3 separate regions of the Mus musculus genome follow, and regions 1 and 2 are each linked to region 3. Evidence: chromatin loops called from intact Hi-C (ENCODE). Cell type or tissue: left cerebral cortex. All regions are shown on one strand.

Region 1 (8,000 bases), 210 kb after region 3:
TTCCTGGTCCTGTCCTTGGGATGAAATCATTGCTGATCTACTTTCCACCAAACACAGGCTATGTCACATCAACGGTGGCTGAGATACAGTCTCTGGTGCCAAGACTCCTCCTTAGCACAATGTTCTTCCAGCCCCTCCATGTGGCAGCAGGCATCAGTGACTCAGTGTTCCCTATAGGGACCAGGCACACTTAGTTCAGGAGTCCAGAGCTGTTGGATGCTTGGATTACTTCAAGGCTGTGGTGCTAAAGACTGCAGCTGCAGACACTTGGCACATGACACTTTCATTTTCTTGAGAAGATTCCTTAGAATCTGCCCCCCCCCGCACACACATCAATTAGGAATTAAGAAAATGCACCCCCCCCGAAATAGTCATAGGTCAACCCGAGGGAGGCAATTCCCCAGTTGAGAGCCCCTCTTTCCAGACATGTTAGTTACTTCCTTCTCGAAGGCCACAATGGGGTCATGTTTTACTCTTTCCATATTTTCTTTCCTCAGCCCTTCATTTCCAACTATTTGTGAATTTTTCTTTATTTAATATTATACATTTGTTTGAGATAATGTCCTATTCTATTAGGCCTGAAACTGATTATGTAGCCTAGGCTGGCCCCAAACTCCTTTATCACACGTGGCTTTATCTGTGTCTTTGAATCCGAGGAATGACTCTCGTAGACAGAACGTCATTACCAGATCTGGCTGGTGTTTTTTCACTGGTCAGATAGGAGAAGCCTTTCAGCTGGAGTAGACTTTAATATTGTCACCAACATTAGCTGTTCAGAGCCTGTACAGTAGCTCCTATCTCTCTTCCAACCCCTTTCTCATTAGAAGCATCTGACTACTGTTCTCAAAAAATGTTTTTGGTATCATTTTAACTCTTGTTGAATTTTTTAAACAGCCCTTTAAAAAGTGGCTGCTCTAGGTATCAGTATGCGTTTTACCAGGCTTTACTGATGTTTGATGCTAACTCCACTGGGGTAAAATGTGAACCTTTGCTCCGCCATAAGCCAGCTCTGCCCCTCTTTCCTGTGTGCCATTACATCATAGACAGCAAACCTACTTACAAAACTAGCAAAACACTACAGCACTGCACTTGTCTTATATAAACTTGTCTTTTGGAAGTCAGAGGAAAAAGCATATTTATCTGTTTTGAAAACCTACGTATTCACCTTATCTGGAACACTTCTTGCTGTAGATTTAATTAGCACCAGCTTATCTTCAGCCTAAAGAACTTTCTCTAGTATTGACTTCCTCTGAGAGAGGTCGGTGAGCAGTAAGTCTCCCAGTCTGTGTGTTTTTGGAAATGCCTTCATTTCACCATCACTTTTGAAGGTCAGCTTTATTAGATATTACTCTGACATCTTTTTCAGTTGTGTTTACTCATTTCCATGTACCCTTGTGCCATCGGTCATATTTCCACTGTGTGGGTACCAGGGATCAAACTCAGGGCACTGAGTGATGTTACTGGCTAAGCCACATCACCTAGGGTTCCTAGAGATAGAATTCCTGGTTGATTTTCTCTCTCTCTCTCTCACACACACACACACACACACACACACACACACACACACACACATCTCTCTCTCTCTCTCTCTCTCTCTCTCCTCTAGACTATTTCTTTCTTTACCCTCCTCTGGTTTTTATCCCTCTAAATGAGAGAAATAATTGTATCATTGTAGCCCTGAAAGGTTTTGTTGTTTGATTCTGATTTTGTTTTGTTTTGTTTTGAGACAATGTTTCACTATTTAGTTTAGTAGTCAGGGCTGGACATCTCCATCCTCCTGAGTGTTGGAACTGCAGGCAGCAGGTATCAATGCTCTGGCTCGGTGAGTAGCTCTTGTTTCAAAGCTTTGTAGCTTTGTCAAAGTAGAGTTCTTTTCTGAGGACCTCTGCACTGATCTTATGAGTTCATTGAGTGTCTTGGATGTGCTGGACAAAGGTGTTGGGTTACTGTAAACTGACCTTCAGATTATAATTAGGTGATCTTGACTGAGGTGCAGGGGGCAGCTGTAACTTGGCGGTGCCCCGGGCCGGGAGTCTGCAGAACACCCAGCCTTGTATTAGACTCCAACCTGGAGCTGACCAGTTCCTACTTTCCCTCTTCTTGGTTCACTTTTGTGTCAGATTCTGGCAGGGTCATAGTATCTCCACACCTCAGGAATGCTCTAGATTCTAAACTGGGCATGGTAGCATACACTTGTAATCCCAGCAGTTGGGAGATGGGGGCTAGAGGATTAATAAATTTGAGGCCAGCCAGGATGACATAGCAAGACCTGTACAAAAAGAAAATAGAACAGCCAAGAGTGGTCAGGATCTGCAGTTCCTTCTACTGCCCAACCACTGCTTTCCTGGCAAAATGTGGAGGAAGCTGTTTGTGGGCCAAGTGGCCTATTGTTATATTCAGGGATCTTCCAGGTTCTAACTCAATGCTTCTCAACCACCTTCCTAATGCTGCGACCCTCTAAATAGTTACTCAGGTTGTAGTGACCCCCTCCAACCATCAAATTGTTTTTTGCTACTTCATAACTATACAGCTATTTTGCTACAGTTATGAATTGCAATGTAAATATCGGATATGTGGGATATCTGATATGTGACCCCATGGGGTCGAGACCCATAGGTTGAGAAGCACTGCTCTATCACTGAAACCAACTCTGCTTCCCAGAGCCCTGCTGATTATCCCTCATCTCCCTCAATCTCTCAATGTTTGCATGAAGCATTCATTCCCTTACCAGGCAAGGCATTCAGGTAAAGTCCTCTGCCACCTTGGGGATTTCTTAGGTTCTCCTTGCCTCCACTCTTATGGGGTGGAAAGACATATGTTGCTTGTATTCTTCTCATTAGCACAAGACCAGAGACTTAAACTTGCTTGGAAGAGACTGAGGCCAGAGCTGCTCAGATCCCGTATTCTGAACATAGGATCCCTTTCCACTGGGCTTCCCAAGTCATCATGTGTTGATGACCTACTGTGTGCTGGGCACTTTCCTCAGGCCCCCTAGAAAGCCTAAGAATTGGCTTTTACTCTTCTCCCCATCTTGAACAGAGATGCAGCAAGGCCAGCAGGGGGAGCAGAAATGAAGCAGGGCATGCTGGGGAGAACTGGAAACCCTGCTCTGTCCTGGCCCTTTATGTTTGCTTCCAGGTGAACTTGACATTTTGCTTCTACTGTTGTCAAAACCACAGCCAGATTGAAACGGACAGATCCTTTCAGTGAGATAATCCTTAACACCTGGTTCTTCCCAACCACAAGTCAAGGGTCAAAATTCCACATCTTCCATGGAGAATACAGGGTGTGCGCTAGACGTGCTCTGTAGACACCCTTGTGTCCGTACAGTCCATGAGGAGCAAAATGCCACCCAGATAGCCCACTCACACTTACAGTGCCTCCTGCCCTCCGAGGATCCCAGAGACTCTGGGGGCTGTCATTCAGATGCTGTGTATTATAAGCCTCCTAACTTTCAATGCCTGGAATGTTCTCCCTGACCCCAGAGATTTGGCTCTGGTCTTCTAGAGGTGCAGGCAGGGCATACGGGGTATCCATAACAAGCAGGTCCTGGTCTGTGGGGACCCATCCCAGGCTAACATCTCAGTGTGGGTGCCATGGGACATTCAGTAAGAGAACACATTAAGTCTCAGATGCTGCCTTGTCCTCAGCCAGCAGTAGAGCGTGTCCACAGGTTCTGTAGCCCACAAAGAATGTTAGATGTTGGATCCCTCTGTGCTGCTTCCAACAGGCCAAGGCTTGGAGAATGAAGGGGGGCTTTCAGAGCTTGCCTCTCAGAACCACAAAGAACAATGTCTGCCTGCTTGGTGCAGAAGGCAGAAACACCACTGGCATACTCATGTCAACACCACATTCACCCAGGGCTTCCTCTGCTCCCCACATCTGTTTCTATCCCTACCTAACTACTCCAGCTTGTTTGAAAGTGAAGTCCCTCCAACAATCTCCAGGCTGCCCAACACCAGAACCTAAATAAATAATACAAAAAAAAAAAAAAACAAAACCAAAAAAACCCACCAGAACCAAAATAAATAAATAAATAAATAAATCAAACAAACAAAACCCCCCCAAAAACTGGACTCCTAGGTCTTTTCAATGCCCAGATAAATCTGCAGCACTAAACCAAGGAACTACACTGCCCTCCAGTGGGCTTAAAGCATAAAAGCAGCTCAGTGCAGCCACCTAGAGGCTGGGTTGCTACAGGGATGGGGTGCTAGGCAGGCTGTTTGGGACAGTCTTGGGACACAGCTTCCAATGAGGCAATATCATGTTTGGGACCAGGTCTTGGGAAACACTTGGGTCAGTGAGGATCAAAGCTGGGTATTATGGTGGATGTTGGGGCTCAGACCTGCTTCAGAGTCCAGAAGGCAGATGAACACACTTCAGACAGATTGAGAAGCAGTTTTTCTTTTCCTACGAGCCAGTTGTCATTCATCATCAGAGAAGTTGCTGGGTCCTGAGAAGGGCCCCGTGGCCATCATATATAGGCAGTGTACAAGGCACACTGATGGTCCTGAGTCCAAGTTACAGATTGGCATCCAGCTCTACCCACTGGTAGAAACTCCAAGAGGGCCAGGACCCCAGTGGCTCCTGGGAGTTTCCAATGGCCTGCTAGTCACTGAGGCCACTGTTCACATCTGCATCTCAACAGAAAGGAAACTCCACCTAACTCCACCTACTGCAAAATGTATCTATCCCCATTTCCACCCAACAGAGTGTCACTGAGACACATTCCAGGGACCACAGAGTTGCAGGTGGTTAAGTTATTGCCTGGGAAGTTTTAATTTTGATCAGCTAAAATTACAAAACCTGTCACCTGTGTGCAAATGCAGATTATGTCCATAGACACCTACAAGGTACTTGAGTTGCAGGTAACTGCAGAGGATGTAATCTCTTATCCAGGAACCTGGTGTGTGTGTGTAAGGGAGAGAGAGAGAAAGGGAGGGAGGGAGGGAGGGGGAGAGAGAGAGAAAGAGAGAGCGAGAGCGCTCTCCAGGGACACAAATACAGGGAATCAGACATGGGTTTCTGAGGTCCTTGTAGGGGATGGTGCCACAACAGTTCCATCTTTGTGCAGTCACTGGCCCTCAGGGTAGTGTTGAGTGCAGGGAGACAGATTCCTGGAGGCCCGGAGCTTCCAGGCCTTAGCAAGACAGTCTTGGCCTCCTAAGTGCTTCGTGGAGGGAGGTACATGGGATAACTAGAAGTAAGCTTTAGTAGAAGAAAACTGATGATCACACATGGTAGGAAATTTTCAGATCACTCCTGAGGTCTAGTTGTTGAATTATGAGGAAGCAGCTCAGCGATGGTTGGCAGAGCAACCAGGTTGAGGCAGGGCAATGCAAGGGTAGTGGGATCCCCTACGACCTGGGGTGACTGTGGAACACTGCAGCCCTTGGGGATTCAATGATCATGAGCCCATGAGTCCTTGCAGGTTAGGATGGACATAAGCAGCCCAGGATGCCTGGTCAGCATGCAGCTGGAAGACTGCAAGGATCCCATGGAGACCATGGGGGTAGGGAATGGAATGTGAGCTTCGGGGAAGGTAACTCTGGCCTGGCAGATGAACAGTAAGATGCTTTTACTCTACTGAAGTATCGCTGGCAAGAGCAGGCCCTGTGCTCTGTGGCCCAAAATGGAGAGCTTATTGACTGACAAGGTTAAGTGTTGGCAGGGTTGTACATAGACGAGGAGCCACCTCTGGAGACAGAATAGGGGCCACATGGGCCTTGGTGCCAGAGGACTAGGCTTTCTAGGTCTCACCTTCACCATGGACATGCTCCGGTGACCTGTAAGTCTCCCTGTCAAGCAGTTAGTCTCCACTGTTGATAAAGGAACAAAAGATACATCTACACTCCCATGGGGGTGGGCAGAGGTACCATAAAATGGTACCACTGATATTGAACTTGGAGACAAGAATGGGCTATGTGACACAATAATCACCTCACACAGGGGCAAGATAAGGGTAAAACTGCAGGCGCACTAAACCTTGAGTACGGAAAAAAGTGTTAACTATTTCCTACCCACTGACAAATCACGTGCTTTTGTCTCTTGATGGAATTCTCCACAGTGACATATGACTGTCTAAAGGACATCACAAGACAGTTTCTCCAAAATTTTATTTTAATTTAAATTACAGGGCCAGCCAGATATTCTGATAAGAAATTCACTTTTCCTCAGGAGAAAGGAAACACTTTCATGTCATTAACAATTGTATACATCTCCCACTTTTTTTAAGGGTTAAAAAAAAAAAAATCACATTAAGTAACTGCCTTAAGTAAAATTAACCCTTTATAACACCAAAGAAACCACACCCAGGATAATCGTTCTGGTAATAGGAACCTAGAAAGTGATCACACTTTAAATGCAACTTTTCAATCTTGAATGTTTTCACATTGTTCTGTTTAAAAACAATCCAGAAAGCCTTCTCAGCCCTCAGCTTCCAATGTGTGAGTGACAGTTCCCTGACACACTGCATCCCATCTTCCACAGCAAGACTCTAGCACCGCTCTCTGTGTTAGCCCAAGTGGAAACTGTTCTGTTGTCTCAAGTTCTAAGAGCTAGCTTGGCAAAGAGACACTCCTTCCACTTGGTGAAATGGCCACTCTGTCACCAAATCCTGACTCACAACGCGGTGGCAAGGACTGGGTCACTTAGCACAGCTGAGTCTGCACACTACCCAGCTGAGAATGTCCTTGTCCAGAAGCCTGAATGCTTTCTCTATCTCTACTAGAGACCATCAACTATACACGCACGCACATGGGTAAAGAGAGCCTTGGAAACCCTTTACTGTAGACTGCCATTTAGATGAAATAGAACAGACCTATATTTTCTGGAGTGGTTTTTCTGACTTGTATTCCTTGAAGGAAACCTTAAAACCTGCTAAAACGTCAGCTAGGAGGCTCCTTTTACTGGCCAATGAATAATTCAGTTAGTAAGAGAGGCTAACAAAGAATAATTATGTAAATTTTTTTAGTCAGCTACAGCCATGCTGAATTGGATCGGGCAAACTCTGATTTTAAGTTGTTAGTTGTGATCCGTGTGTCACTAAGACAGACAGACACCATTCTAGTAACTTTATGTAGATACAGTCTAGGAGACATTGTTCTGCTGTGGTCACAGTCACAAAAAGTGGTGCAAAATCGGTTACTTTATAAATACTGATCATCTGCAGCATTAAGGAAAAGGACATTAAACCCATCCATCTCTCCCAGGACATCAGGACCAGGGCTCTTCTTTCCCTTAGAGAAGCCAAAGTTAGAATTATTCAGTTACTCGGCTACTGTACTGGATATTACTCTAAGAAAGAAACGGTGCTCTATAGGAGGTCCCTCACAAACAAAACAAAACAAAACAAAAAAACCAGCATTATTTAGCATAATCTGTATCATTCATAGATATGGCAACCTTAGGACTCATTTTAAATGAATAAGGCCAATATTCTGCAAGAATATGTAGCAGACAGAGTTCCAGGTATGTAGTTCTGCCTGCCAACGGCGCCCCATTGGGTAACTGAATACAAGGGATTGGTTCTTTTTCTTTTAATGCTGTGATCCTTAAATGTTAAAATCAGCATTTTCATGTAATCTCAAGTATTTCAATTACATATGAGCATTCTTTTTTTTGTTTTTTGTTTGTTGCAAAACTCAGGTAATAGTTACATACTACTACAATAACATTCCTCTGCTGTACAAATTAAACGATTTAAAAGAAATGAGCATTCTAAGAATTATATACAAAAGAAACCTGTAAGCAGTGTTGAAATGAAACATAAGGTGTTGCTGCTAGCTCTACTGTTTTAAAACACCTTCAAAAGTAAAATTAAAACACCCTTCAACCTATCCAGGTTTACAAGTTTCAAGAAAATCAAATGTCACAAAGTTCTAGAAAGCTGTGAAAAAGCATATATACACTTTCTTATGACCTTATGAAGCTCCACACTTGACAAGTTGCTAAGCTTCAGTATCAATTTATTTGCACACCAACTTTATCCTCCCCAAAGC
Region 2 (8,000 bases), 120 kb after region 3:
GGACAGGAAGAATCCCAGGAGACTTCGTGTGCTTTAGGAAGAAAAGCTAACTAGGTAGAATATCCAGGGTCAGAGGCCAGGGGTGGGATGAGCACATGGGGAGGGGCAGGGGAAGATGGAACTGTAGCTAGAATCTGGGAGCTGTCCACAGAGCAGAAGATGGAGGTGTGGCAAGATGTAGGGGAAAAGAGGAATGGGAAGGGGAGGAAGAGAAGGGAGGAAGGGAAAGACAAGGGAGGGAAAGAAGAGGAGCAAGAGGAAGGCAGACGGACAGGAAGGATGCATGGAGGGGATAGGAAAGTTAAGTAGGGAGAGCAGCTTCCTCCTGTGAGTCTAGCACTTCCACTCCACTGGAAACCAATGAAGGGTAGGCACTTCCAGGCATGGTGGCTGTGGCAGTGTTCAGTGTGGAGCCACCTGAAGGAATAGTTAAGGAGAGAGAGTTAAGGACCGGCAGGTGCTGTAGGGGAGTGAGGACCAGGACCAGAGCCCCATCTCAGGGCTGGGCCTCCAGGGACCCATTGGTGGCGATTCAGGGCTATGCAGACCTGAGAAATGAGGTTCCCAGCCTTGGATGCTGTTTTGTCCCATTGCTGTCTTGGACAGAGATAATACCTGTGACACCGGGATAGACAGCTGCTTCAGGTTCACCCATGAGTGGGGTAGGTCTTGGAACCACCTCCTCTGTGTTCTCTCTGTAAAAGGAGCTGTTCACCCATCCAACAGAGTCAAGTGGTCCCCTCCATGTGCAAGTGTGTCTGCCAGGCAAGATGACCCAGAGCAAAGGCTTTAGTAGGCTGAATAGCCACCTTCCCCATGGATGACCAGAGCTAAAACCTGGTGTGTGTATAGCAACGCTCTATGCTGGAAAGATCTCTAGGTCCCAAGAGTACCATTACCAAAGAGGGCAGGAAATCTAAAGCCATAAACTGGGGAAAGGTAAGGACAGGGCTCCTGGAGTTGTACAGCTGTGTCTCAGATTGGTGACCCTGGACCAGGAGATTGGGGGTGGGGATAGGGTTTGAGAACCCACTGATTCATCCCAAAATAGTGAGTGAAGGAGACTTGCCTGGTGTGTGTCACCAGTCCAATGGTGGCTCAAGTGGCAGTTGGCTCAGCAGTACCAGAAATGGGGAGGATCACTGTTAGTGTTGAAGTACAGCAGAATGCAGCCAGCGAGTGTGGGAAACCCAGCACTTAGTTGTGAAAAAAGCCAGATTCCTGTTACTAAAGCCAGTGGGGCTAGGAGCTATTGTTCAGCCATAATGTGACCTTATTCGTACTCAGCCTTGGAAAACCTGACACACTGGCTACACGTACAGCTGCAAGATCTAGCAAAAATTAATTGGAAAACCAATTCGATTAACATGACTGACCAAATAAATTCATACAATGTACTGTGACCTTGTCTCAGGCTTCAGTTTCTGGCTCCAGAGAAGAACTGGTATTTAATGGCCCCTGCCAAGGGATTGAACAATGTGACCCCTGGGTATCAGGTATGATGTTATAGGGGTCTTATCTGTAACAAGTAGGTCACAGGTGGTTATCAGGTGCATAGCTGGTCTTCCCAGTTGGTGAGGATCCAGACCCTGTGCAGTTTGATGCTCAGTCACGTTGGTGCTTAATTGTCTGTGAAGCCACTGGGTCTCAAAGGCCCCACACACTTGGACTCAGTCCCTTTCAGCCTGCTCTTCCATCCTCCCCACCGTGACACTGGCTCTGTGTCCATGAGAGGCCCAATTCAAGAGACCTGTTGACTACACATCCTCTACTGGTGATGCTCCCTTCTGGGTCTAGTTATGGTGTAAATGTATCTCTCTTTACAGGGAACTCCTCCTCACCTACCAGCACACTTGACAGGCATTTCCCTATAGGCTTAGGTCCAAGTCACCCCTTTTTCCTAAGTTCCAAGGCCTGACCTGGATGTGGAAGGCTGATCAGGGACATCCTTGTCCCTTAACAGACATTTTTCGGTTAACCCCAGCTAACTGGTGGGTGGGTCCTATCCCCTTGGCTCCCAGAGGATTTGACTGGAGAGCACCTATTCATAAACTGCATTCAGTCAGCCCTGTTAGAGTCCCCTCCCTGTAGACCCTTTGAAGTTGGAGTCATTACAGTAACACAGTGAAGATGCCCTGGGCTTCTGAGAACACCCACATAGAAAATTCTACCCTACAGAAAGTTACTGTGAATAACCAGTAATTTCAAAGATGCTTGAAATGACTGTAGGCCCAGTAGCAGCTGCAGAGACTCAAAAGGATGTGAAAGGACTAGCTTGATATGTCAACGAGGAAAAGATAGGATGAGCTTTCTAGCCTGGGATGAAAAGAGTATCAACCAAGCAGGGGTAGACACATCCCTAAGGACCTATATGGAGATGCTATCTACAAAATCCTCCATGCTCCTCCGAGGGCCAGCTCCATTGGGGACAATATCCTTTGGGGGCAACAGAGTGGCTGACAAAGGGTACCGTGAGAATCCCATTCTGAGGACAGGGGACTAAAAGACTCATAAAGGTGTTGATTTTGAGGTACACACCCTGAAACTACTACTATAGTACCTCTCACCTTCTCAGCTGTGCTTCTTGGTAAGGCCAGGGCAGAGAGACCACAGGCACTGAAGGTGAGCAAGTGCCTGTCTCCTCTTCCCTTTGTGAACAGTGCTCTGTGTCGGGAGTGTGGTGATGGTGGTGGTGGTGGTGGTGGGGACATTCACTGTGAGATATAGCAGAAGTGAGGCCTTCTGTCCTTTGATGTCTGCAGAGGAGACTGGAAGGTGTCACTTCAAAGGAATGCTTGAGGGAGCAAGCCAGCAGCTCACCTTGAGGCCCCAGACCCTGCCTTTGTTCTGAGGCAGTCACCTGAGAAACAACCAAAACTTATCTGCACGGAGTGGGGGGTGGGAGGAGGAGGTGGGAGAGAGTGGGAGGGGTGTTGTACAGCACAGTCACACACACACACACACACACACACACACACACCCCACTCGCATGTGGTGCATGCACAATAGACTGATGTTCTTAGGCTTTGGGAAGGACTATCTCCAGCAGCTGGAAGCCCCTGCCATATTTTCAACAGGCCCCCCACCCCACCCCGCAGCCACTCTCGCCCTCGAAACAACGTTTCTTTCCCCCTGAAGGAGCAGCTGAGGCTTTGCTTTCTCTGGAGGCCACCAGGTACAATCAGTTGCTATAGAGTAAGGCAGGGACAGGTGCCAACACAGTGGCGCTTGGTAGGCTTGCCTGCACCTGCTGGACCAGAGGGTGAGAAACCTTTCAGAACCAAGCAGGCAAATGGACTTCTGGCATTCACGGAGGGTGGCATCAGGCCAGCATCTCTGGAGTGTTAAAGTCAATTTAACTGCAGAGGCTAGGTGTTTAAACCATTTTGACAAACACAGATGTAGTAGGTGGTTAATAGAGCTTAGAGCTGTTGCTATTTCCTCCCTGGGATGTCACTCTGGGGAACAGTCAGATATCAGAGGTACAGCCAGGGGCTGATGGAGGGTCTGGGGTATGGCGTCAGTGGCAGAAAGACATTTCTCACTACCCTGGAGGCTGAATGTTCACGGTCTGGCCTGGCTCTGTGTCTGGTTCCTGGTGAGAGCTCTTCCTTGCTTTTGCCTGGGTCTGTACAAGAAGTTTTCTGATTCCTTCTGATAGGGACAGTCAACTGTCTGGGTCAGACAGTTAGCATTTCATTTTACCTTAATTGGCCCCCTAAGGTCCCAGGGTTGGGGTTTCAATGCCTGAATTTAAGTGGGAGCATCCAGTCCACAAGGCTTTTACTCTGTGAACTTGAATAGAACATGTGTGTTTCCTCTAGTTTCTTAACTTGAATACACCCGGCTCTGAGCTCAGGACATTTTACAAAGACTTGCTAACCCCGTTGTCCCTAAACATCTCTCTAGCTCCGGGAATCCTGCATGAATTCTAGAAAGAGAGGCTCCTCAAGACCTACAGAGAGGGCTCAGCAGTAAAGAGCACTTGCTGCTCTTCCAGAAGACCTGGCTTCCATTCCCAGTGACCACACGGTGGGTCACAGCAGTCTGGAAGTCTAGTCTGAGGTCATCTAGTGCCCTCTTCTGGCCTTTTCAGGAACTACGTGAGCATGATGCAAAGCACCCAGACACATATAACAAATAAAATGAAATAAAGAAATAAGAGAGTGCCCTTGATAGGGGAATGGGGGCCGCAGATTCGGTGGCTAAGAACCAGGCCTATGAATGTAGACTCCTATGTTACATGGACACAAGACTTTGTCCTACAGTTCCCTCATGGCTGCAAGCTGCCCCTCCCACCAGCTCTGGTGTCTCTTCCAGAGAGCTCATACCAAAATCATGCTCTGGAGTCTAGCCACCTTCCCTGAACCATTGCCATGCCTTCCCTTCACAGATCCTGTGGCACTTTCTCCATCTAGGCTGGGGCTCCAAAGCCTGGCTTTCTTTCAAGGTAGGGTGAAGCCTGGAGATGTTCAAAGCAGACGCTTCTTAGCATCCATTCTCATAATTGTGATCCTGGGGAAGATAATAGATGCATGGTGTCAGGATGACATGGGGAAGCGCCAGCATCTTCAATCAAAATCAACAGGCATTTGTGCTTCCTGGGCAAATGCCACATGCCCACTCTTGAGTGGGACAAGAAAGACAGAGAGGGCTTACAAGTACCAGTGGTTCCTGAAAAGGAGAGAATAGGCTAATTAGGAGCCCATGTCTGCCCACCATCCTGGCTTTGCTTGAGGTGACTGCAATAGTACCCTGCCACCTTCCCATAGGCTAGTGTTTTCTAAACTTAAAAGGAGAATTACATCAGCAGCTTAAGCAGGAGGACACAGTGCTCTGGTACTTTAAAAGATGAAGGAGAAGCTGCTGTGGTCGGTGGGTCTCAGTTTGCCTGCCCTGTGCTTCTTCAAAGAGCCCCTCTCACTTGCCAGCGACACTTAGCTGCGGTAGGTATCCACAGGGGTTCTGGGGTCTGCGGTGTGAGCAATGGGACTGTGGGGTTCTGGTCTGAAGCCGGCAGCCCCTCTTGTTGTATATTATGGTCTAGTGTCCCTCTCCCCTGAAGAGATCCAGGCTGGAGCCTCGAGGATGACAGCATAGAGAAGTCGTTTGTCCTTCCTCAGGGGTCAGCAAGCAAAGCTGACTTTCCCATTGGGCTCTTTTGACTAGGAGGACCCTGGGGATTTTGAATAATTTAGGGACTATCTTCCTGTCTGAAGAACACGTAAGGACCCAAGCAATGAATTGTGGCAATACGAATAAGGTGAGGAGTTTTACAATCTAGGCCAGTGAGCAGGTCACACTCGCTACCTTGTCATGGTTATTTATGATATTTATGTCTTTGTCTCCTCTTAGGAGCTGATGTCATCAATTCCATCCTCCCAGGATGTCCTTATCTGACCTGCCATGGAAGCTCCTGGGGGCTCTAACTGTCGTCCTCCAGAGTCCCTCCAAGGCCCTCCCACTCCCTGAAGACTCTGCCTTTGGCTCAGCTGTGATCAGAGTTTCTCCCTTCCAGAAGATTCCCTCCTTCAGTCCTTCCTCCTTCACTGTTCCCTTCCCTCAGCCCTTCTGTTCTTGTCCTCCTGCACTCTGTCAACCTGTTTTTAGGAGAGGGTCCCTCCTGATGAGGGTCTTGATTCACAGCTGTCCTTGCTCCTAGGGCTGTTTCCATGGAAACCAGAAGCAAAGAGGTCATTCAAAGGAAAACCCAAGAGCAGACATCTGTGGAAACAGCCCCCATCCCTCGGCAGTTTAACAAGCGGGCTGCACCAGCGAGAGACTGTGCTCTTCCCGAGCTAGGCTGCAGCTGAAATAATCAAACTCCAGAGGACAGCATGGGGGAGATTTGCAGGGATGGCGTGGGGTGGGGCTAGGGTTGGGGGAGGTGGGAAGAGTCTTCAGCAACCAGTGCAACCCGGATGCATGTTACATTGTTATTCATTAGAGCCCTTTCCCATATCCTGTCTGCACTAAGTTCTCCAGCTTTAGCCTTGTTATTTCTCCTTCCGGTGAGAAAGAAGCCGGAGTGTTAGAGCCCAGGAAACAGAACTCCAAAGACCAAAGTTATGAGAGGCTGGGGGGAGGGGGGGTCGTCTTACACTCGCCCACACTCCCAAAGCTCAAGTCCCTCTGACCTTGTGCTTTTTATTATCTATTCAAGTGGCAGAATAGACTTGTCACATGCCTTGTCCTCTTCTGGTCCCACAGAGAATCATTTACAAACCACTGTCTACTTTATGACCCGTGAGACTCTGTCCTGGGCTGTTGTATATGCTCAACGCTCATTAGGTTCCCCCTAAAAGTCACATATGAGTCATCTCAAAATTGTCTACACTCTCTCCTCCCCAACAGGAGTGGGGTGTGCCTTTTTTTGCACCCCACTGAGCTGGTGGGTGGCCACGCACTTGTGACTTTCTGTGTTCTGGTTTTTCCGTGTTTGCACATTCACAGATCTGTATACTTTTTCTCCGGTTTCGTTTGTCTTTGTCAGTTTGTTCAGGAGAAGGTCCAGATGATAGAGGGGAAAATGTCCTTTTGCTACACGGGGTCAGACACAGGGGAGGGGAGGGGAGGGGAGGGGAGGGGAGGGGAGGGGAGGGGAGGGGAGGGGAGGGGAGGGGAGGCAGATTTCTTTGACTTTGGGTGAGAAGCATAATTAGCCAGTTTCCCCCTTAGAGCTTGTGGGGAAGAGGAACGCGGAGTGTTATTTCAAGGCCTTTTGTGCAGAGACCTGATGAAGGGATGACTCTATAAAGCTGGTGGAGTTGAGGCTGGAAACTGGCCTGCCGCAGGACCTTGCTTTGCAGGACCTTGCTTTTGGAGAACAGTGAGACTCGTAGACACTTGAACATCGCCAGCATTTCCCAAAGTGATACTGTGAAATATCTCAGCACTTTTCAGCCTGATTCCTGCCAAGTAATTCCTAAAACCCCTGGAATCACGATAGTGGTGAGCTGTACATGCATACTAATGAAATGACTGGTGGTGGACAGATCTAGGTGGCTTCTGTGGCGGGGCTGCTCAGAACAGAAGTGAAGAGCTGGGTCTCTCAGACCCATTCTCAAACTTCTGGCAAGTAAGGGCGGAGGGCCGGGCTAATCACCGGTGATCAATGAGTTAATCAATCATGCTTTTGTAAGGAAGCCGCCATAGCCCCCCACCCTCCACCCCAGAGGGCAGGGCCTGGGCCTTTCATAGAGCTTAGAGCACGCAGGGTCCCTGAGGACAAGGTGCCCAGAAAGGGCACGGCAGCCCTGCACTCCTACCTTCCAACTTTATCTTGGGAATTTTTTCATCTGTTCTGTGGATGTTTGTAGTATCTTATGTGAAATCTGTAAACTCCTTTTTTTTTTTTTTTTGAGCCCTTCTCTAACAAATTATTTGAACCTGAGGAGTGAGTTGGAAGAACCCCAGTTTAGAACTCTGGGGTTGGAAGCTTAGATGGGACAGCCAGGGCTGGTGGCTGAAGGAGGTAGAGAGTTTTGGGGGACCCAGTCCTCAGCCTATGGTATCTGATGCTACCTCAGAGTAGTGTCAGAGCTGTAGTGAGTCAGAGGGCACACAGTTGATGCCATTGAGGACAGACAGACAGACAGACAGACAGACACACACACACACACACACACAGAGAGAGAGAGAGAGAGAGAGAGAGAGAGAGAGAGAATTAAATGATCTATGTTGATTGCTGAATGAATGTAGGTGCATACCAGGTCTCTGTGCCCTCGTCCAATGTCTCTACTCAAGATCCTCTTGGATGTCCCCAGAGGCCCCGAGCTACCCCAGATAGGTACTCTGCACCCCAACAGAGGTCAACATAACCTAACCCGGACCTGGTTTGGATACTTTTCTCATCTAGTTCACCTTATTTACCTCTTCTGTGCTGCAGAGCCGAAAGTGCCAGCGCTTGTGTACCAAGCCAGTGTCTTCTGATATAGGCAGTGGGAATAAATGACTCAGGCCGGTTGGAGGGACCTCAGCAGAGCTAAGACTGAGACAGG
Region 3 (8,000 bases):
GTCAGTCTGGTCTATAGTGAATTCCAGGACAGCCAGTGCTATGTAGAGAGACCCTGTCTCAAAAAAACAAAACAACGGGCTGGTGAGATGGCTCAGCTGCTCTTCCGGAAGTCCTGAGTTTAATTTCCAGCAATCGCACATGGTGGCTTACAACCATCTATAAAGGGATCTGATGCCCTCTTCTGGCATGCAGGTGTACATGCAGACAGAACATTCATACATTAAACAAATACATAAATTAAAAACACAGAAATATTAAAAAACAAAGCAAAAACAGAAGTATGTGATAATATATAGGAAAAAAATGTCAAAGGAAGAAACAATGCTGTATATTCTGTTCTCCTCCTAGCAAAAAGTTCCTAATGTATCTTCAGGATTTTGAAATGACAGTTGTGACTTTTACTTACTCTCTTCTTTAACTAAAAAATTATGTATATGGATGATGTATGTGTGTGTCTGTGTGTCCATGTGTCCGTGTGTCTGTGTGTCCGTCTGTCCATGTCCCTGTACCACATGCATGCCTACTGCCCTTGGAAACCAAAAGTGAGCATCAGGTCCCTTGATGGTTGTAAGCCACATGTGGGTGCTGGGAACCAAACCTTAGTCCTTTGGAGAGCAGCCGGTGCTCTTAATCACCGAGTTGTCTCTTTAGTCACTCTCAGGTAGCAGCTTCATCAGTAGACTTACTTCACTAGTCAATGCAGAGAAAATTTTGACAAAGGTTAGTGGTAAACAGTGATCTGTGTATGATGGGGAGTTACCAGGAATCGAATCCAGGGTCATGGTCCGTAATCACTTTAACATCTAGTCTTAGCCCTGGCCAACAGTTCTGTTGAGCCATTAGCTTCTCACCACCAAGCTGTTTGGATAGCAGTGACTGAAACCTATTTCTGTGGCCTTCTCAAAATCTAACATAGTGAAACAAAGCAGTGTTTTGCAGTTGCCAGCAAATTAAAAGTGATTGGTGACATACTTGAGTGTGTGTACTTTTTAATAATTTAGTACTTTGAAATCATACTTGCAAAAGGCAAACTCCTTTAAAGGAGTTGAGCCGATGACTCAAGTTGAAAGGCGCTTACCAAAGAGGAGTGCATAAAAGATAAGCAGATTGAGTGTCTGGGGTACACTTCTACAGAGACACCTTCACATAAAGACCCCTAGGAAGTCACAAGCAAATACCACAAAGTCATACAGGAGTGAAGTGAAGAACCAGCCTGCCTCCATCTTAGGCTTCAAAGCCATCTTATAGTAAAGACAAACTAGGTTCCCTCCTGTTTATGATTAAGCCTGTTTCTCAAGGCTTTGCCCGACTTGTAACCTTAACTACAAATGGTTCTGTGCCACGTTCCTCCTGTATGGCCCTCGACAGGCAATCATGTCTTTGTTTCAACCATCTTGCAACCCTTCCTGTGTTTCAAAAGGTTATAGGACCACCTATGAGTACCTTGTTATGACTAGCTGTTGCTATGACTACCTTGTTATGACTGTTGCTATGACTACCTTGCTCTGCCCACCTTTGTCTTTGTCTGAGGAGGTCATCAGGACTGACTTATTATAATGTTCTGTTCCTGTGACCCCCCCTCCTATTTTGCCCACCAAATCCCCTACCCCTGTGCTGTAGAAAGCCTTGACTTCCCCACATCCAATGCTGACCTCTCAAACCCTGCCTTAGGGGGAGCAAGCCTGTGGACACAAATACAAAGGCTTGCTTTAATTAATTGCTTGCTTTAGTTAATTTGGTCATGATGATTTGGGTCGGTGGTTTTTCTCCTCCCATCCTCTGGATTAACAAAAGCTCTATGAAAAACAACCAACCAGCTCAAAGGCCTTCGATCCAGTTCAGTGGTAGAGCCCTTGTGTCACATGTGTGAGAGGTCGTAGCCCAAGTCCCTACCTAATACTTCAGAGAAAATCAGAGCTCAGGTGCTGGGAGTGCAGCTCAGTGTAGATGTGCTTGTTTAGCATGCTCAAGGCCCTGTTAGATCCCCAGCACCACAAAAGATAAGGTGGGGGGAGGGTGAGAATCCATAGACAACGACATCATCCAAGGCAGTAACGGGGAGTAGAGGGACCCCTGACAAATAAAGTGCGAATGGACCAATTCAGGTCAGCAGCCGGTATGGGGCTTATATGGATGCCGCGCACGAATGCAGGCTTGCATTGTGAAGCCAATGCTTTTTCCAGGAAAAGCCAGAAATAAGAATTTCATGTGTTATCAGGACATTTTTTAGTTATTAAATTTTATTGATTGTCAAGTCCAAAAGAAACAAAGAGTTAATAGGCTTGGTGCCTATTAGCATACCAAAGTGAATGCCGGCCTCCAGGGTGACTCTGTACCTGTGTGTACCAGCTCCTTCCATCCTGCCCCCTACCCTAAACTCCTGGCTCCTTCCCCCAGCTTCTCATTCTTATATAACTGCCATTTTGGCCATGTGCTCTCTTGGTCCCCTCTCGCTTGCCTCTCTCTCTTTTGTCCTGAGCCCCCTCCCTGCCCCCCTTCCCCCAGCACCACGGCCATCTTCTGTCTACTACTTTCTCTCCTTGCTCTGGACTCCTCTGATGCCTCTGGCTATACTCTTCCTTATAACCTTCCCCCCAACCAGACCCTAGAGCAGCCCTATCTCTGTACTTTACATACAGTTAGTTATTTGTTTTTGCAGTGTTTGCAGGGAATCCACTGCCCCTTGCACAGTAAATGTGGATAATGACAACTATGCGAACATCATAGCCCCAGCTCTGGAATTTGGTGTGCTGACAACTGATTAAAAATCCTTTTGAAGTTTAGTGTGTAGCTCAGTAGTCGTGTACCTGCCTAACATGGGTGAGGCTCTGGGTTTGATTCCCAACACACACACACACACACATTGAAAACAGAAGGTGACTAGTTTGCAACTTCTGTCCCATATGGGAGAAGCATTGTGTCTACAGTTTAGATGGTGTGCTTGTCATTGCCACAAAGTTATCTGAGCTTTATACAGCTATTCTGCCCTTTCCAGGATTCAAATGAGCTCAACTTCTGAGGATATAGTGGAATGACAGAAAGGATTCCTACAGAGTGCACTCTGTTCTTAAGGAGCGATCAAAATTTAGGAGGATCATAAAACATCTCAGAGCCTACTCCAGGTTCGCTATGGCCTCACCTGTATTAGGGGCTAGGTGGCAGGCCTGGTCAGCAGGAAGGCAGATTTGGCTGGTTTTACAGCGCCCTCTGGTGGTTTCAAGGCCCCTGCTGGTGGAGGACTCGAGTGGAAGCTCCGCCCAGATTTCCCAGCCAATTGTTTGTGCTGCAGTGTTAGGCAGTAACCAAAGACCTAGCAAATCCAGCAAGCCTGTTTTGTGGTAGAGCCGCTCTATGGCTCTTAACCCCGGGGCTCCTGGTCTCTACTGCCGAATGGTAGTAACCCGTAGCCACCACGGATCTCAACCAGCAACTCAGCTACCCTGCTAGGGTTCCTTTATTGACGACCAGCGCCAAGTGGTTTTAGAGATACACTTTTTTTTTTTTTTTTTTTTTTTTAAGGAGCAGAACCGTGACCCGCAGCCAATGGCATGAATCTCTCCATGCGGTTGCTTGATCAAAGGCCAATCGCCTCTCCGTGACTGAAATTGGCGTGTGTAGACTGAGGCACCAAAAAGATCACTGAAGACAGGGGAGAGGGGCTGGAGGGGCACAGGGTTTTGGCAGAGGGATGTCCAAGTGTTACAGCTACGTGCTTTCTATTTTGCCATTCCCTGGCCCTCTCTCTCTGGGATGGCCAGTCACCCTTCAGTAAGTGGGGGTTAAAAATTACCCTGAACTCCTTTAGTCACTAGTATTTTCCTGGTGCTCATCGCTGTTTACAAAAGCAGTCACATTGTATTTTTGTGCATGTTAGGCAGGTGCTCTTCCACCGAGCTACTTATACATCATGTTGACCACTCCAAGGCAGCTAATGCCAGGAAGGAACTAAACTGCAAGTTGTACTTAACTTGAATCAGTTGACATTACATTTTTATATTGAAGTAGAAAATTTTGGAATTAATGTACACGACTGGTATGTCAAATTAATTTTGGTTCATTGAATTTCTTTCCAATTCAGTTACTGAAAAGCTTCATATATGGAACAATTTGAGGATGCGAATATTCTTATGACTAGATTTAATGGACTCTATATACAAATCAAGTGTTTTCCATGCCACAGCGAGCACGTGAAGTCAGAGGATAACTTGCAGGAGCCGCTTATCTCTTTCTGAAAATAAATACATATGCTAAATATGTATTTATTTCATATGTAGAGTGCTTTGTCTGAATGCATATATGTATGTGTACTACATACATGCTTGCTGATGGAAGAGGTCAGAAGAGGACACCAGATTCTCTGGACCTGGAGTTATAAGTAGTTGTGAACCATCATGTGGGTGCTGGGAACTGAACTGGGGTCTTAACTGCTCAGCTATCTCTCTAGCCCCAGGTTCTCTCTCACTACCATGCAGGTCCTACAGATCCACCTCAGACACGAAGGCTTGGCAGGGTCACTTTTACCTGCTGAGCCATCTCCACGGCCCTGAATTAAGCTGTAAATTTCTCATAGGAATCAGTAATTTGACACAACCAAATGGAAAACGAAGTGGAGACAATGTGGGGGCTCACACTTAATGCCAGTACTTGGAAGGCCGAGGCAGGAGCATTATGAATTCAAGGTCAGCCTGAGCTACATAGCTAAGTTCAAGGTTAGCTTGGGCTAAATAGTAAGACATCAACTATAAAAATGTAAAATGCTTTATTAGCAATTTCCAACTGAAACACAATTTCGGTCTTAGAGTATATATGAGATGTGGGTGTAGTTATGTTGGTCGCCTGTTTTCCTAGTTTGTACAAAACCCTAGGTTCTATCCCCAGCACTGCCTAAAATCAGGTGTGGGGCTAGGGAGATGGTTCAGTGTGTAAGAGAGCTTGCTATCCAAGCATGGTGACCTGAGTCCAGATCTCTAGCACCCACATATCGGGGAAGGAGATAAGAGAATCATTTAGGCTTGCTGGCCACCAGCCTAAGTGAAAGCTGGTGAGCCCCAGGCTCAATGAGAGACCCTGTTGCAAGGGAAGGAGATGAAAAACGACAAGGAAAGACACTAGGGAGCTGGAAGGAGGAGGAGGAGCAGGCTGGAAAGATAGTTCAGTAGTTAAGAGCACATATTCTTTTGCAGAGGACCTGGGTTCAATTCCCAGAACCCACTTGGCAGTTTACAACCATCAATAACTCCAGTTCCTAGGGATGGGATCCAATACCTCTTCTGACCTCTGTGGGCTCCTGCTTGCACGTGGTGTATTTATATATACCCAGGCACACACACAATTAAATAAATGTTCTTTGAAAGTATGTTAAGCTGGGTGTGGTGGCTCATACCCTTATTGCAGCAATCGGGAGGCAGAGCTAGTTGGATGGATCTCCAGGATTTGAGGCCATCCAGGTTTATTTAGTGAATTCTAGGCCAGAAAGTGCTACATGGTGAGACCCTATCTCAACAAACAAAAACAAAAAACCGCATATGATTAAAATGAATCCTATCTGTTTCTTTGCCCCCTTTTTTCCTAAGGTGGCTACTAGAAAATGGAGGGTTTCACATATGCCTTGCCATAGATTTCTTTTGGCCACTCTGACTCATGTTTGGCCCCTTCAGGGTCTTGCCTACTCTCTGGAGCTGTCCATTTGGCCTGACTCTAGGTAGGTTGAGGAGGAGATACCCTCTTGTCAGGGGGCAAGGAGCTGAGCGTGGCCGTCCCCACAACTAGGAGTTCTGGAGTAGGCAGTCCACAGAGACTATAGGCCAGACTGAAGTTAGTCTGTAAGGACAATGATGAAGCCACCAGCAACTTGAAAACCTCCTTCATTGTCAATGAAGGGAAAGAGCTTGGGGCTAAGAGACAGACCCAGTTTCTGAAACTAGAACCCAAAATGAGGACTTGGTTACAAGGACTAAGCAGGGTGCTCTAAGCCCAGCTGAACTTTTGGGCCAGAGTCATGGCTAGAGAGCCCAGAAGGAAGGTAGATGAGGTTTCACCTTTACCAAAGCCACACAGCTCTCCTAGAGTATGCCCTCCCAACACCCTGTTCTCCCTTCCCACTCTCACCCCTGTGCACTTCCTGTGACTCTGAGCCATAACATAGCCTCACAGGCAGCCATGTTCTCCCAGTTAGTAGCCCTGAGTGTAAGACTAGCCGAAGACTTGGGCCAAAGGTTGAAGGCCGATAAGGATGTGTATACGGTTCCTGGTGGTCCAGAACCACCACCCTCCCTCAATCCCAACACCAAGGTTATGCAAGTGGTAGGCTGCTCTGGCCAAATTCCACCTCTGTCCCAATGCTTGATCCACCAGCTCACAAAAACAGGTCAGAGTGCTTGTGCAGCCTTCAATAAAGCCAGCCTCCTCCACCCAGTGTTGACCATGCAAACAGAACAAAGGGACAAAGTCCGGGCTACCTGTCCCTAGGAAGCAAGGCCTCTACCTTGTCACTGCTCCCACCACCCCCAACCCCTGAGAGAGGATTTCTCTCTGTAGACCAGGCTGTCCTGGAACTCAGAGATCAGCCTGTCTCTGTCTCTCAAGTGCTGGGATTAAATGGGTAAGCCACCAGTGCCTGGCTGTCACTGGCATCTTAAAGCACAGACTGCCTTCACATCCCCAGTGGTCAGTGGTCATTATCCTCTTGCTCCAATTTGGTCCTTCCTTCTAGCAGAAAAAGAGGAGCTCAATGACATTGCCAGCCAAGGGCCTCCACATTTGTGGGTTTTGTTTGTTTGTTTTTTGTTTTTGTTTTACAAAAGGCTCTTCCCAAAGCCAGGAACTCTTTGGAGGCAAACACTTGAACAGGAGAGAAACTGTAACACAAATTTTACAAAGGTTTGTCTGAGAGTCAATGAAGGCCTGGCTTCTCTCTGGTTAAATGCACACATAGGCATAAATGTCCATACCTTTTATTGTGTACCAAATCCCATGCTATCTTTAAATTTAAAGAAAAAAATTTCCTTTTAAATATTTACTTCTGGAATGGTAATGGCTCAGCGGGTAACGGTATTTGCTACCAAACCAGATGACCTAAGTGTGTTTCCCTTGGACCGCATGGTGGAAAGAAAAATGGGGTCCCACAAGCTGTCCTGACCTTGACCTTTATGTGTGTGCTATGGCATTTACAACCCTCCTTTAAGTAAAACGTAACAGCAAATAGATAAACAAATGGACTTAATAGCTGCTTCTGATTCCCAGTTATGCATTTTACAGCCCTAGTCACATGGCTGTGGAGAAGTCACCTGGGCCTGCAGGACTTTTAGGGCCACTTCATTTGTTCAGACTCCCTCCTCGCCAGGGTCCCGTGAGAATGGTGTCAGAGAAGAAAGGAGAGACCCATTCTGCTTCTATCAGATACAGCGAGGCACTGTCTGGTTTATTAGAGGTAAGGAACCAGCATTCAGGTCAAAAGCAGGGGGAACCTCCATCACATTACAGGTTAGAACCCCAGGACCCAGAGTGGGGCCTGCCTGGGCAGTTCCTCACACTGGGCTCCCAGGGACCACTGGACCTCCAGGTCTCCAGCCTTTCCTCAGGCCACTCCAACCTCCATGTCTTTCTAAAGTCCCCTGGAAGGGCCCCACAAGACCACCCTTGGTGAAACCCAGGTCTTTCTGTCTGCTGGGAACCACGGGCCACTGCTGCACCTGTTTTACCAGCTGGGAAGCAGAAGCCAGACTCAGTACAAAGACCTTTTCAACCAGTCCCGAGATCTGCAGTTGGCAATTAAAACCACAACCACCAATGTGAATGGTCTGTAAATCACACTTTAGACCAGAGACTACAAACTCAAATGTCCCTGTGAGGAAAGTACAGAGGGGATGGAGCTCCAAGTGAGGGCTGGAGAGGAATCGCCACAGACTGCAGGAAACAACGATTTAAATGTTCAGTTTCCTAAGTTTCAACAAGGGTAACAGATACAAAAGATTTTTAACCCTTGTAACGTCTATCTTAG

What was found. Peaks named below come from ENCODE experiments on the same cell type or tissue, not always from the same donor. Only the 100,000 strongest peaks of a DNase experiment are listed, where the experiment ranks them.
Region 1: it touches region 3 in a loop (2.9-fold over the local background); 3 of 42 quality-filtered maps call a loop at or near these places.
Region 2: it touches region 3 in a loop (3-fold over the local background); 3 of 42 quality-filtered maps call a loop at or near these places.

Annotation. Positions count from the first base shown.
Region 1 is chr1:85,849,676-85,857,675 of GRCm38, reverse strand. Cab39 (calcium binding protein 39) reads right to left here. Exons shown (of 9, transcript NM_133781.5): 9 at 6,099-8,000. Among named protein-coding and RNA genes, the nearest start is that of Itm2c, 41 kb to the left of the region's middle. In left cerebral cortex, CTCF peaks have their summits at 148, 3,059 (motif pointing right) and 4,160 (motif pointing left); DNase peaks (open chromatin) are centred at 117, 3,059 and 4,170.
Region 2 is chr1:85,931,721-85,939,720 of GRCm38, reverse strand. Gpr55 (G protein-coupled receptor 55) reads left to right here. Exons shown (of 2, transcript NM_001033290.2): 2 at 1-184. 4933407L21Rik (RIKEN cDNA 4933407L21 gene) reads right to left here. Exons shown (of 3, transcript NR_037692.1): 3 at 7,965-8,000. Among named protein-coding and RNA genes, the nearest start is that of 4933407L21Rik, 7.2 kb to the right of the region's middle. In left cerebral cortex, a CTCF peak has its summit at 4,088 (motif pointing left); DNase peaks (open chromatin) are centred at 4,341, 5,565, 5,707, 6,360 and 2 more places; H3K27ac peaks cover 2,639 bases.
Region 3 is chr1:86,054,844-86,062,843 of GRCm38, reverse strand. It overlaps 2810459M11Rik (RIKEN cDNA 2810459M11 gene), which reads right to left. Exons shown (of 3, transcript NM_001144993.1): 3 at 7,388-8,000. Among named protein-coding and RNA genes, the nearest start is that of Psmd1, 5.8 kb to the left of the region's middle. In left cerebral cortex, CTCF peaks have their summits at 195 (motif pointing left) and 3,210 (motif pointing left); a DNase peak (open chromatin) is centred at 3,234; H3K4me3 peaks cover 556 bases; H3K27ac peaks cover 713 bases.